Regions from separate parts of the Mus musculus genome. Here all the other regions are linked to region 1. Evidence: chromatin loops called from intact Hi-C (ENCODE). Cell type or tissue: left cerebral cortex. All regions are shown on one strand. Region 1 overlaps Whrn (whirlin). Region 2 overlaps Whrn (whirlin). Region 3 has its middle 2.5 kb from the start of Whrn.

Region 1 (4,000 bases):
GCTGTTTGTGTGTGTGTGTGTGTGTGTGTGTGTGTGACGGGGGTGCTGCTTACTGACTTGCTCACGTGGCTTGACCTCCTTTCTTATAGAACCTGAGACCACCAGCCTAAGTATGGCAGTGGGCTGTCCTTCCCCCATCAATCACTAATTAAGAACATACTCCACAGGCTTACCTACAGTCCCTTCTTATGGAGGCATCTTCTCACTTGACGTTCACTCCTATCAGATGATGCTAGCCTGTGCTAAGTTGTTAGAAAATTAGCCAGAACAATGGCCATGCCACCTTGGACCTATCGCACTCCTCTATGATCTGTAGTCATAGGAGAGGTGACAGATGATAGGGGAAAGTGCATACGCTAAGGGATGGAGAAGAGCCAGGCACCTAGTTTTCAACCTGGACTTTCATGACCCTCAAACCCTTCTCGCCTCTTCCTAAATCACGGTCAGTGTTTGCTGAATGATGCTCCGGGCTCCTGATGTCCAGAACAGGACAGCTTCACCTAATTGTAGTCGTCTGAGCCTCACCCTGACTCCCAGCATCCCCTGTAGCAGATAACACTGGCCATGCCTGCCTATGGCAGAAGCTTCTTTTGTCCTTGGAGTAGACACTACTCATAGATTCTGCATGGACAAACTGGCCTTGTCCCTCACCTCACCTGAAGAGGGTCTCTCTGATGCCCACCCATCTTGGATAATTTCCAGGGAGCACTGTGCTGATGGCAGTTGGCAAGGGATTATGGGAAGACACCATGATGACCTTTCCCACTGAGAAACTGGTCACCTAGGGGCCAAGGTATACTTTGCAGTCCCTTCACTGTGGGGGCAGTTTGCAAGACTTCCTAGGCTTCCCAAGTACAGTGCCAGGGCCTGTAGGAAGAGCCACCTAGGGTTACTAGATCAGCAGTATGACCTAGTGGGCTACCTGGTTTTACAGAGAGGTTCTATGACTTGCCTGTTGTCACACAGCCGTAAGAGGCAGAGCTCAAGAGCTTGTGCAAAGGCCCTGAGGCAGGTAGCATGTCATGCTGGAGAAGGAGCAAGGATGTGAGCCCAAGAAGCTCAGGGGTGGCCCAAGAAGAGGACTCAGTGCTGCATGTGGCTTCATCGCTGGCTTTTGCAAACATGGCCCCTGTTACCCAAGCTTCTGAGAAAGGAATCCATATTACAGGAAGCTCTGCCTCAGGGCAGTAAAGTCTGGGCCTCCTGCCTCCAACTCGTGTTTCCCCCTTATTGCAGCTGTCATTAATGGCCCCTGCAAAGAACACGGCACCTCCCTCATCAATGTTCAGCTTGCTCAGCCTCTGCTTCCAGCAGCTAAAGCAGGCAATCCTTTCACTCGTAGAGACTCATTCATTTACCGTGTAGATGCCACGGAACTGAGCACAGCAGGCACAGTAGTCCAAGTCCTGCCTGAGTTTATATCCAGCAGGAATAAGAGATAATAAAGCCACATTGTGACCTGTGTACAGAAAAGTGGAATGGGGTCGGGGTAGACAGCTGATAGTATGTACGGTGCCCATGTAGACAGAGCTGGTCTGGGAGGCCTCCGGCACCGAGAACTAAAGGAGAAATGGAAGTGAATCCCGAATGGTGCAGGTGCCAGGACAGCTAGTGCAAAGGCCCTGGGGCAGCAGGTATGGGAGCAAGAAAGGGCCAGCAATCATGTGAGTTTTTGGCTTTGCCTGAGGTGGGGATGAACATTCCTTGAATTCTTTTCCAAGGACTGTCTGGCTACTGGGTGGGGAGCAGGGTGGAGTGAGGGAGGAGAGTGGAGCAAGGGGAGTGGTGGGCTGCTCAGATAGGCCTGCCCATGCAGGAGGTAACCTGGAAGCCAGCAGAGCTTCCTGCAGTCAAACCATAGCAAAGGGAGTAAGAAGGGCTGGCCACAGTGCCTATAGTACGTGCGCTTGGCAGGAGGGGATGTTGTGAGCAAAATTAATTTTCTTTGTGGAAAGCAAACGACCTCATCTCCGAGGCAGCCCCACTGCCCTCAGGCCCAAGTCCAGGCGTAATCAAGAGCTGACAGAAAGTCCTCAGGCAGTCTCTGTGTTCTTCCCTGGTTATGCACACACAGTTCCCAGTGTCGGAAACATGGCTCCCTGCCCACAGTCGGGCCTTGTCCGCCTGCCCAATCTAGGAAGTCTTCCTTGGTGGCTGCCCCCCCCCAGTGTATTTGGTGCTGTTAGCCATGTGATGCCCTAAATAATCTCTGTGCGTGCCTCTCTCCCTCCCCCGACTGCCCTGTCTAACACACAGGATGAAGGGAGGAAGACATGGATAGTTTTAAAGATGGGATCCACTTGGAACAGCACCCTTATACACTCCTCTTTTGTTCTGTGTGCCCCACCCCCAGCATTCTGTCTGCCACTAGATGTGAGAGAGCTGCGTCTGTTAAAGCTCAAACCTAAGATATCCCAAGCATCTCCAGGTAGCTCGCTCAATGAAGGCCTGAAAACGATCAGGAAGTCCCAAAGAAAAATGAACTTCCTGGCTTGGAGTGTAGCTCAGTTAATAGAGTGTTGTTGTTGTTATTATTGTTGTTGTTGTTTTTATTGTTTTATGTAAAGACTTGTGTTCAGTTCCCGGCATCATATACACTGAATGAATTGGCAAATGCCTCTAATCCCAGTGCTCTGTAAGGTAGACAAAAAGGAGAATCAATTCGAGGTCATCCTAGGCTACACAGCAAGTTTAAAGTGAGAGCAGCATATGAGATCCTGTCTCAAGAAAATAATAAAAAAAAATTTACTTCGAAGAGACTAACAGAAAATGTCACCGTACCGCTTTGAATGGGTGAGAAAAATATCTACAGAGGGGTGTGTCAGGGTTGCCTCTGCCATCGGAAGGTGTCATAAGGTCCTAGATTCCAGGTCCATGAAACAGATGAGCTCTGCTCTCGCCTGCTCAGCTTGTTGCTTGTCCACCTGTTTCTAGAATACATTAGACCTGGAAGGAACCGGTGAGACCACCCAGGGCAGCACCAACGCTCTCCCGGATGTGTCTGTGGTAAGGCCCTGCTTTGCTGCACTCTCTTCTTTGTTCATGACCCCTGGGCTCTTCTCAGGGTTGGCCACAGAGAGGGGACACGGGGTGGGTGGTAGGATAGAGTCTCTACGGAGACCCCACCAACCCAGCTGATTGCCTGCTCTGTTGCCTGTGTGGCACTGGGCAAGCTTCTTGGACCCTCTGTGTCAGTGTTTTCTCATCTGTAACATGAAAACCCTGCACCTTGCTCACAGTTGGGGGCCAGAAGAAGTCAAGTGGTTTGGTCAAAGCATGGAGACAGTCTCTCTGTGGCTGTCAGAGCTTTCCAAGTGTGGACACTGGCCTAAGGAGGTCCCAGGAGCTGGTGGCCGTGATCCACTTCTGCGCATACTGCACCCTGCACCTCAGGCACCCTGCTGGCACATCATGCACGCTGCTGTTCTCATCCCTGCTTAAACCTTCTAGTGGGTCCACTACGCTCGGAGATGCACCCTGTCCATGGCCACCCTGCCACCCTGTCTCCTCCTGTCCCACCCCGTGGCTAATTAAGTCTTGTCACTTGTGATGAGCCCCTGCTGATGCCAAGAACTTCGATTCCCTAAGGAATCGAGTGGGTCCCCAGAGACACCTGCCGAGATCCTGGCGCTCCTCAGCTGCTGAGATGCAGGGAACAGTTTTCCACTGAGCGTTGCATTATTCAAAGCAGTGTGGCCAGGAGCTGAGGAGCAGGGACTCAGTCTTTGCCGGGTCCAGCACCACTCGCTGTCCCTCTCCATCCACTATGGGCTCTGACTTCTACTCTTGTTGGGTCTTTTGGCAGGATGATGTCAAATCCCCCTCAGAAGATCTGCCTGGTATCAAGCCACCTCCTCCCCCACCACCCCTGGCTCAAGGTCATGACCGCTTGCTTGGCCAGCCACGGAAGCCAGGGAGGGAGGACCCCGCACCTCTGTCTTCTGCTGCCCACTCAGGCATTGTCTTCTCAGCACCACGGAACCGCAGCCCGCCGCCAGGG
Region 2 (4,000 bases), 66 kb before region 1:
GCTAGGCCTCCAGTAACCACACCTGCCCTTCAAACGCAGCATCCTTCAGGACTGTAGAAGTGAATCCGTTTCTTTTCTTTCCCAGTCCCAGCACCTTTGCCTCCTTCTCCGCTGAGAATCCCTCTTCCTTCTGCTAAGTTGGCTGTGGCCCGGCTTCAGCTGGCAGCCAGCTTCGTGGTTCTTCTTCCCTCCCCACCTGACTTTGCTAATATCAGCATCCTCTTGACTCAGAATGCAAAACGAATGTATCAGCCTTACCCAAGTAGTAGTCCCAAGATGGCCTTGTTCCTGGGTTCTAAAGCTGCAGGCTGCAAGAAGGGACATAGAAAAGTGAGGTTAGAAAGGGCATTTGCAACCAGGTATGATGGCACATGCCTAGAACCAATTCTCCAAGAGGGCAAGGCAGGACCATGTATTTGAGGCCAACCTAAGTTTCACAGATAGAGCCAGGCCAGCCTGGACTGTATAGAAAGATTCTAAATAAACAAATAATAGATAAATAAATAAGCAAACTAACTAGTAGGAAACAGGGGTATTTATAATTATCTAGAGTGTGCTGCCAAGTTGTTAATTCACACATGTTAATCTTTAAGCCAGAGTTAGAATTGTTAACCACGCCTCCAGTCAAGCTCAAGTCCCACCCACACTGAAGTTTGGGAAGTTCTGCTTGTGTTAGGATTCCCCACCTCTAACAACATTTATCCACACACATACTTACCCAGAGGTGCTGGGGATGGATTCACTGGGTAGAGGGCTTGCCCCATATACGTGAAGTCCTGGCTTCAATCTGTAGGACCACATAAACTGTGCGTGGTGGGGTACACACCTATAGGTCCAGCACTGGAGAAATTGAGGCAGGAGAATCAGAAATTCAAGGTCATCTTGGTTACATGTGGAGTTCTCTAATTCCTGGGCTATAGGAGACCCTATCTCGAAATAGAATTAACAAGTTGGGCCCACCTGGCCACCCTCAAACCCCACGCAACCCCATCCACCCTTTGAGCATCGTCCTCGTGTGTAAGGTCAGCTGATACATGGTTTCCTAAGGGAAAGTGGTCTGTAGATGGAGTTTGGAGATGGGTCTGGATTCACCTCTTAGCTGTGATCTTGGGCAGGCCTCCTCATCTCTCTGTGACTCAGACATCCCCAGTGCTGAATATAACTCACGATCCTCACAAGCACGCCATTGTTCATTATCTCATTGCCTAGTCAAGGTTGGAAAAATCTGGCCATGGATCCCACTTGCAAGCACCACAGTGGAAAATATCAGTGGCTCTAATGTGGTTTTGAAAACCTTTTAGTGTGCCAGCTTAATTACTTGGGTTCTGTTGCTTGTTTGTTTTGCTTTGCTTTTAAGTATTATTGGAAGAAACATAGCGGGACTTGGGGCCTGTGCTGTCGCCTGTAGCTGCTTGAATTGCAGAGTCATGTGCACAGTGTAGTCGGCGTCTCCATGTTTCTCTTAAAATGCAATGACTCCTATCTGGCTTCTGGTATCTACAGTTTTGCTTTATAGCCACAGGAAAGCTCGGTGGATAAATGGAACTGGGAGTTCCCACCTGCCTTCTGAATATTTTCCTGTGAGGCCTTAAATAATGGGAGGCTGATGGGACAGTTGCATGGCCTAGCAGCCCAGAGAGGCCAGCCTTGTTTGTCCCTGGTCTTCTCAGCATCCTTCCTTGATGGGCTCCCCAGGGGTCCCCATGCCTGAGGAGAGGAGGCTGCTATTTCCAGAGCCCATTAAAGCAATTAACGCAGGTGAGAGTTTGATTTGATAGCGCAGGCTTTTTGTACTGAAGAAGAAGAAAAAAAAACCTTGTAATTGATTTAAACCACATCTGAAATGGTACGCAAGGCCACTTTAAGAGGTTTCTGATTAAGAAATATGGTCCAGTTTTTAGAAGTTCATCTCCCATGTAGCTATGCAAGAGTGCTCTCAGACGTTAGAATAGGGACTTTCCTTCTGCCCTTTAATCTTCTGGCTCAGATGGGGGTGGGCGGGGCTCCTTTGTAGTGTGTGAACTCAGCTTATTCTCCTTGCCTGCCTTCCTCTCCTCCTCTCTGCAAATACCAGCACTTTCATAACTTCTCCTCCTGGAGTCCCGCTGTCCCCCCAGTTCTTGTCCCAAGACTTCTCCCAGGCTTACCTATGGTTAATACATATGGATTCTTTATTCTCCTTCCTCACCTGTCTCTGATGTCCTTCTTTTGACTCCATAAGCTGACACTCCCCATCATCAGTAGCCTTGCCATGCCTTTGCCTATCTCCTACGGGGATGATGGCTCCAGCCCCAGTACAGAATCTCAGAACATCTCCTCCTCCTCCTCCTCCTCTTCTTCCTCCTCCTCCTCCTCCTCTTCTTCTTCTTCCTCCTCCTCATCACTGCTGCCCTCCTGGAAGTGTGCCCCTCTGCTCTGCCTTCTATTCTGTTTGGGGCTTGCCTTCTCTCTTGAGTTAGAAGATCTCAAGGCAAGGGGCATACTCTTTAACTCAGTCCCCTTGGTGCTTAGTCTCATCTGCTTTTACCTGCAAACAGCAACAACTGGTCCTGAAGGTCCTGAAGTGTAACTCATACACACCAGGCCTCAGTGCACCTTCCCACCCCCACCCCCCGCCTGTCTGCTCTCTGTCATCACTTCCGTCTACCTTATCCATCTCTGTGCAGCCATTTGATGAGGAAGCTTACAAGGAGGCAGAAAACTGAGGTTCTGGCCACCTTGCCTTTCCTAGGTGGCTGTATTTCATGGTAGACTTTAGGGAGAAGAGTCACACTGACTCTTTAACTGTCCTTTTAACTTTCTGTTCTTCCTCACTGGTGACGCCCTGACCTTTGTCAGTGTTGGATTTTTGGGTTGTGTTTGTTTGTTTGTTTGTTTGTTTGTTTTGCTTGGCTTTGCTTGGTTTGAGATCAGGTCTCTTTATGCACCCCTCACTGGGCTGGAATTCTCTACTTAGACCTGGCTGGCTTCGAACTCACAAAGATCTTCCTGCCTTTGCCTCAGTGCTGGTATTAAAGGCATGTGCCACTATACCTGGCTTTGTCAGGGTGTTATTTTTGTGCACTGTCCATGAAAATTCTCTGCTAGATGATGATCAGCTCAGCTCAATCCCCTGCTCTTCCCACCTCAATAAGCATAGTCCAGTGACTGCTGAATCATCTTGTATGGTGCATCCCCTGACTTTATCCATGCACCATCAAAGCAGGATCAGCAGACTTGGGGCTCACCCCTGTACAAAGCTGCTGGTCACCCACCATTCATTTGATTGGACAAAACTAAGGTCCAATTTGCTATGTTCCTTGGAAAAGTCTGCCTGAGTCTTTAAAGTAAAATGCTTGTATAGGTGTGTGTGTGTGTGTGTGTGTTCCTCTTTATTTATTTGAATGACCTGCAACATAAGGGTTCAGTTGAAAAATGGTAGGCTGGCAAGATACCTCAGCTAATAGAAGGGCTAATATGGAGCCTGGCAACCAGGTTCAATTCCTAAGACCCACATAAAGGTGGAAAAAGATAAGAGTCCATAATTTTGTTTTCTTATCCCCATGTACATATGCACACGTACCTTATACACAAGCCATACAGACACACAATAATAAATGAAGTCATTTCTCAGGTTCAGAAAAGCACATACATAAGAAGAAGAAAAAAAAAGAGGAACCCGGAGAGAGGTTAAGAGCTTTGCTGCTCTTGCAGACCTGGCTTCTGTTCCCAGCACCAACAGGGCAGTTCATAGCCAATACCTAACTATCGTTTCGGGGGATCAATACCCTTCTCTGACCTCTATACCTACTAAGCTTGGATGTGGTGTGCACACATGTGCATGCAGGTAAAACACTCAGATTCATAAATCTAAAAATAAAAAAAGAGAGAAAAGCAGAGAGATTTTAGATTAATGATAATCCATCTACCAGAAAGTGTTTTCTGTTTATAGTTTGACACGTGTATTTTCAGTTCCCTGTGAGAACCATTTTGGGAGGAGTCTCCACACACCTGCCTGTCT
Region 3 (4,000 bases), 78 kb before region 1:
GCAAGATAAATACCCGTCTCTCTCCTGTCGTTCGCTGGTTTTTTGGTGCTTTCTCTTTTCTCTCCTCTCTCTTATCTCCCTGTGCTTCCATCAATATTGTCGGTGCTATCTACCGGTCGTAGAGGAAACTGTTTCCCATTTCTCTGCTGATATCATCCATCCCCACTGACATTTGCAGAAGAGACAGGCTGTGGTCCTGCAGCACCAGCGATAGCTCTGGTTGTTAATGTCCTTGCTGCCAGGAGTCTTCACGCTGGAATGAGTTCCCCATGGCACCCAGCATCGGATAGCTTTGAGCCCCCGTATCTGAGCTGAGAAATCTGAAGGTCCCCAAATCCTCCCCATGAAGGATCTCTCTCAATGATATTTTCTTTACTAAGCCTCTACTCTGTCTTTATAGCACAAACTGTCAGCTTACCAGTCAGGGACTGTGAGTTATTAACCTGTGAGTTCTCATCTCAAATTCTCTAAAGAAAATATTCACATTCGTGGAAGAAATGTGGTCCTTGACTGATCCCAGCAGGAAGGATGGCCCAACTTGACATCTCTGAACCACACATCTGGGAGACTCTACACTACAGAGATTGATAATCAAACTCTGGAATGAGACTCTCCTGGTCCAAAAGCCCAACTCTCCATGTGGGTATCCCTCTCATCCTCAGGATAGTTGCCTCCTGGCATCTCTACATCCTCTCTGTTCTACCAGGAAGAGGACGACAGTGGTGATGGAATCTCTTGTACTTGCTGGTAGGAGTGAGTGAATAAAACATATAATTGCTTAAAACAGAGCTGTTCAAAAAAAAAAAAAACCACCAGCTACAGATAATTCTATATGTCCCACGGGAAATGCATCTCAAGTTAAATTAATCTCTATCACCTTCTGAGGAGACATTTCAGTGAATTAGAGGGAAGGAGAGAGGCTCCGAATAACTATGGAATGAATGGAAAAGGGCTTTTAAAGATTGCAATAAAAAGAGGGAGAAGGAAGTCACCAGTAATGTCCTGTCCTCCTGTGTGTCACATGCTTCATGTGACGCATAGGGCATGAAACGTGTAGCTTGCATTCAAAACCGTTGTGTCCTGAACCTGAAAAGGAATTCCAAGGGCTTATGGTTTGAATAGCTAGCTCCAAGCCGATGACACTGTATTGGGAGGTTTGAGAGACTTGGGAGGTGGGGCCAGGTTGCAGGAGGTGGGGCCAGGTTGCAGGAGGTGGGCCACTGGAGACAGCCTCTGGTAATCATAGGGTCCCTGGTTATTTCTTGTCCCACTCTACTTCCTAGCCAGTCATGACGTGAATTCCTGGGCTATGGTGTCATCACCATGATGGACTGAACTTTCTGGAATCATGAACACACACATAAACACACACACACACACACACACACACACACACACACTTGTTTTTGTCAGATATTTTGATCACAGTAATGCAGAAGTCACTAAGAGTCAAACAACAAACAAAAGTCCAGCTCAGCAACGAGCATATCTCAGCACTTGTAAGTTGTGCTAAGCACAAAAGGCAACACCATTCATTCTTTCTCCTGCTCTGTCTTTCCGGTTGCTCAAGTCCAGATTTCCAGAAACATCTGGACTAGAAGGGTTGGCTCAAGTTGGTTATCAACAGTGAACAATTAAAAGTGGCCTTGGTGCTGGATGTGGTGTTGCTTTGAAGGTTGAAGCGGGTGGATCATGAGTTCAAGGTTAGCCTGAGCTACATATCAAGTTCCAGGAGAGTCTGAGCTGCACAGTGAGATCTTGTCTTGGAGAACCCTGGCTTAGGGTATTGATCAGTTGTCTGAGGTCTTATTTAGCCTGTGTACCTAGTGGGGTCAGTTTCCAGCACTGGGGTGAAAGTTAGCTTTAGAAAAGGGGAGGGGTGGGGGGATGTCTGCGATTGCAGGAAAATACTATTTTAGCTCTGAAGAGGGCAGTATGCAGCCAAGGCCAAACAGGAACTCTTGATTCCTATTTCATTCAAGGGCCTGAAGGCAGTACAGCCCCCAGGAGTCCAGGCAGCTTGAATTTCTGAGAGCTTATTTCTTGACAGACAAACACATCTTCACTCATGAAATAGGATTCTTGAGGTTTGAGCACAGTTACACGTTGCCTCTCTGAGGGACACACTGCAAACTGATACGAAGGTGGTTATGCAAGATGGATGGGAAAGTTCCCATTTGTCCTTCCCTCGGTTCTCGCTCTGCTCTCTCAGATCAACCTCTATGAAGCTAAACAATAGCACAGCCTTCCCAGATGGTGCCCGATGTTTGCAGAAGAAAGTGTTTCCTTTTTCCCTAAGGCTGTTAGCACAGAGGCTTCTGCTGCCCGAAGCAAAATATTCTCGAAAACATCCTTTGCACAGAAAGGAAATATTGGGAGTGGGGAATCTTAGCTCCTGGGCTGCATTTATCAAACCAATCACAGCAATTATAATTAGAACACAAACTAACTGAACACTAAGCATGAAATACATTTGCAGAAAACCCGAACTGCATGCAATTAAGTCCCGTGTGGTGGCATTTCGAGGTATGTCATTAATACATGAGGGGAGGGGTTGGAACAGATTCTCTCCTTAAATAACTTGTTCTGGTTGCATTAAAGACTTCAACTAGGGTCGGCAAGAAGAAATAAGGATGCATAGCACGGACTGCTACACGCAGAGCTGTAAGACAGATGTCAAAGGGTCACTCAATTGGCTACTTAAGACATCACTTTGTGACGCCCTGTGAAATATGTTCACTGGGCATCAATTCAACTCAGGTCTGTGTGAAAAGAAGGGGAGAGCTTTGGGGAAAGGAGAACTTTAATTCTTTGCCTCCATTTTGGGACTGCATTAAACTACAGTGTTAGAAATCTCCCTGTGGCTTCCCATTACTCAGAAAGATTCTTCTTTTAAAATATTTTATTTACTTATTCGTTTATTATGTGCTACAGGGTTGCTACACGTGCCACAAGCACCATGAAGATTAGAGGACAGCTTGCAGGAGTTGGTTCTCCCCCTTCCACCGTGCTGGTTCCAGGCATGAAAATCAGGTGGTCAGGCTTGGTGGCAAATATCTTTACCCGCGGAAACATCTCTGCAGCCCAGAAAGTCCATTCCTGTTAGTCTCCTCGCCTCACTGTGGTCTATCTTGACACTCCTAATGCTTATCTTTTTTATGTTTGTTTGTTTTTAACCTTGACCTACACCGTCTTTCCTTTGCCAGACTATGACTCTTTGAGGTCAAAGATTTCAACTCTTTATCCTGGGTCTCCAGCATCAACCATATGCCGCTTGGTCAAGCAGCAGAACGGGTGCTTGGCAAATGTTGAATGAAGAATGACCAAGTGCACAGGTAAATAACTAGCCAGGGAACAAAACACCCTTCTGCAGCCAGCTCAAAGCCACTCCAGATAATCCTTCTCTTTTTCTATTTCTCCCATATCAGAGTCAGCCGTTTCATTCCTGTGACGGCAACCCAGGACAGTCTTAGGGGAAAAAAAACCAGCTTTTCACAGAACACCTCTGGAGAGGCAATTCAGGTTTAAAGAGATCCACATGGCATGTAGTGGTGACTAGGTCAAGCACTATAGATCTTCTTAGAACACTTCTTTGACTAGAAGCCGAGTTTTTCCTGTGATAGTGTTTAGGAGAGTGGGTATCAGATGACAGACTTTAGACTGTGTATTCTGACATCTTTCCATATAAAATATGTTTTTTTTAAAGACTGTATATAGAGTTGTCATGTAACCTTCACCCTGTTCCCTCAGTGTGGAAAAGATCACAAGCGGGACCTAACAGTTGGTACAAGTGACATTCCTACTCCAGACTTAGTTTTAAATGCATGTGTGTGTGTTTGCATACTTTACAGTTCTGATAACAGCTCCTTGCTTTCCCCCACTCCCCCCTCCCCCCCCCCCCCCCACTCCGGAGAGCACCAGAGGAAGGGGCCCAGGCTGATCTATCCCAGCACAGGACTTGGCTCCTGATGGCACCTGTGTGGCTTATATTCTTCTCATG

The links. Hi-C counts contacts between places; a loop is a spot of excess contacts. Peaks named below come from ENCODE experiments on the same cell type or tissue, not always from the same donor. Only the 100,000 strongest peaks of a DNase experiment are listed, where the experiment ranks them.
Region 2: a loop joins it to region 1, with 3.0 times the contacts of the local background. A loop is called at or near these places in 23 of 42 quality-filtered maps.
Region 3: it touches region 1 in a loop (3-fold over the local background); 26 of 42 quality-filtered maps call a loop at or near these places.

What each region holds. Positions count from the first base shown.
Region 1 is chr4:63,418,428-63,422,427 of GRCm38, reverse strand. Whrn (whirlin) reads left to right here. Exons shown (of 12, transcript NM_028640.2): 8 at 2,935-3,006; 9 at 3,806-4,000. Among named protein-coding and RNA genes, the nearest start is that of Akna, 17 kb to the right of the region's middle. In left cerebral cortex, no CTCF peak of the experiment used is centred here; a DNase peak (open chromatin) is centred at 2,082.
Region 2 is chr4:63,484,714-63,488,713 of GRCm38, reverse strand. All of the region lies in intron 1 of Whrn (whirlin), which reads left to right. Among named protein-coding and RNA genes, the nearest start is that of Whrn, 9.3 kb to the left of the region's middle. In left cerebral cortex, no CTCF peak of the experiment used is centred here; DNase peaks (open chromatin) are centred at 1,222 and 2,016.
Region 3 is chr4:63,496,505-63,500,504 of GRCm38, reverse strand. No RefSeq gene overlaps it. Among named protein-coding and RNA genes, the nearest start is that of Whrn, 2.5 kb to the right of the region's middle. In left cerebral cortex, a CTCF peak has its summit at 1,930 (motif pointing right); no DNase peak of the experiment used is centred here; H3K4me3 peaks cover 15 bases.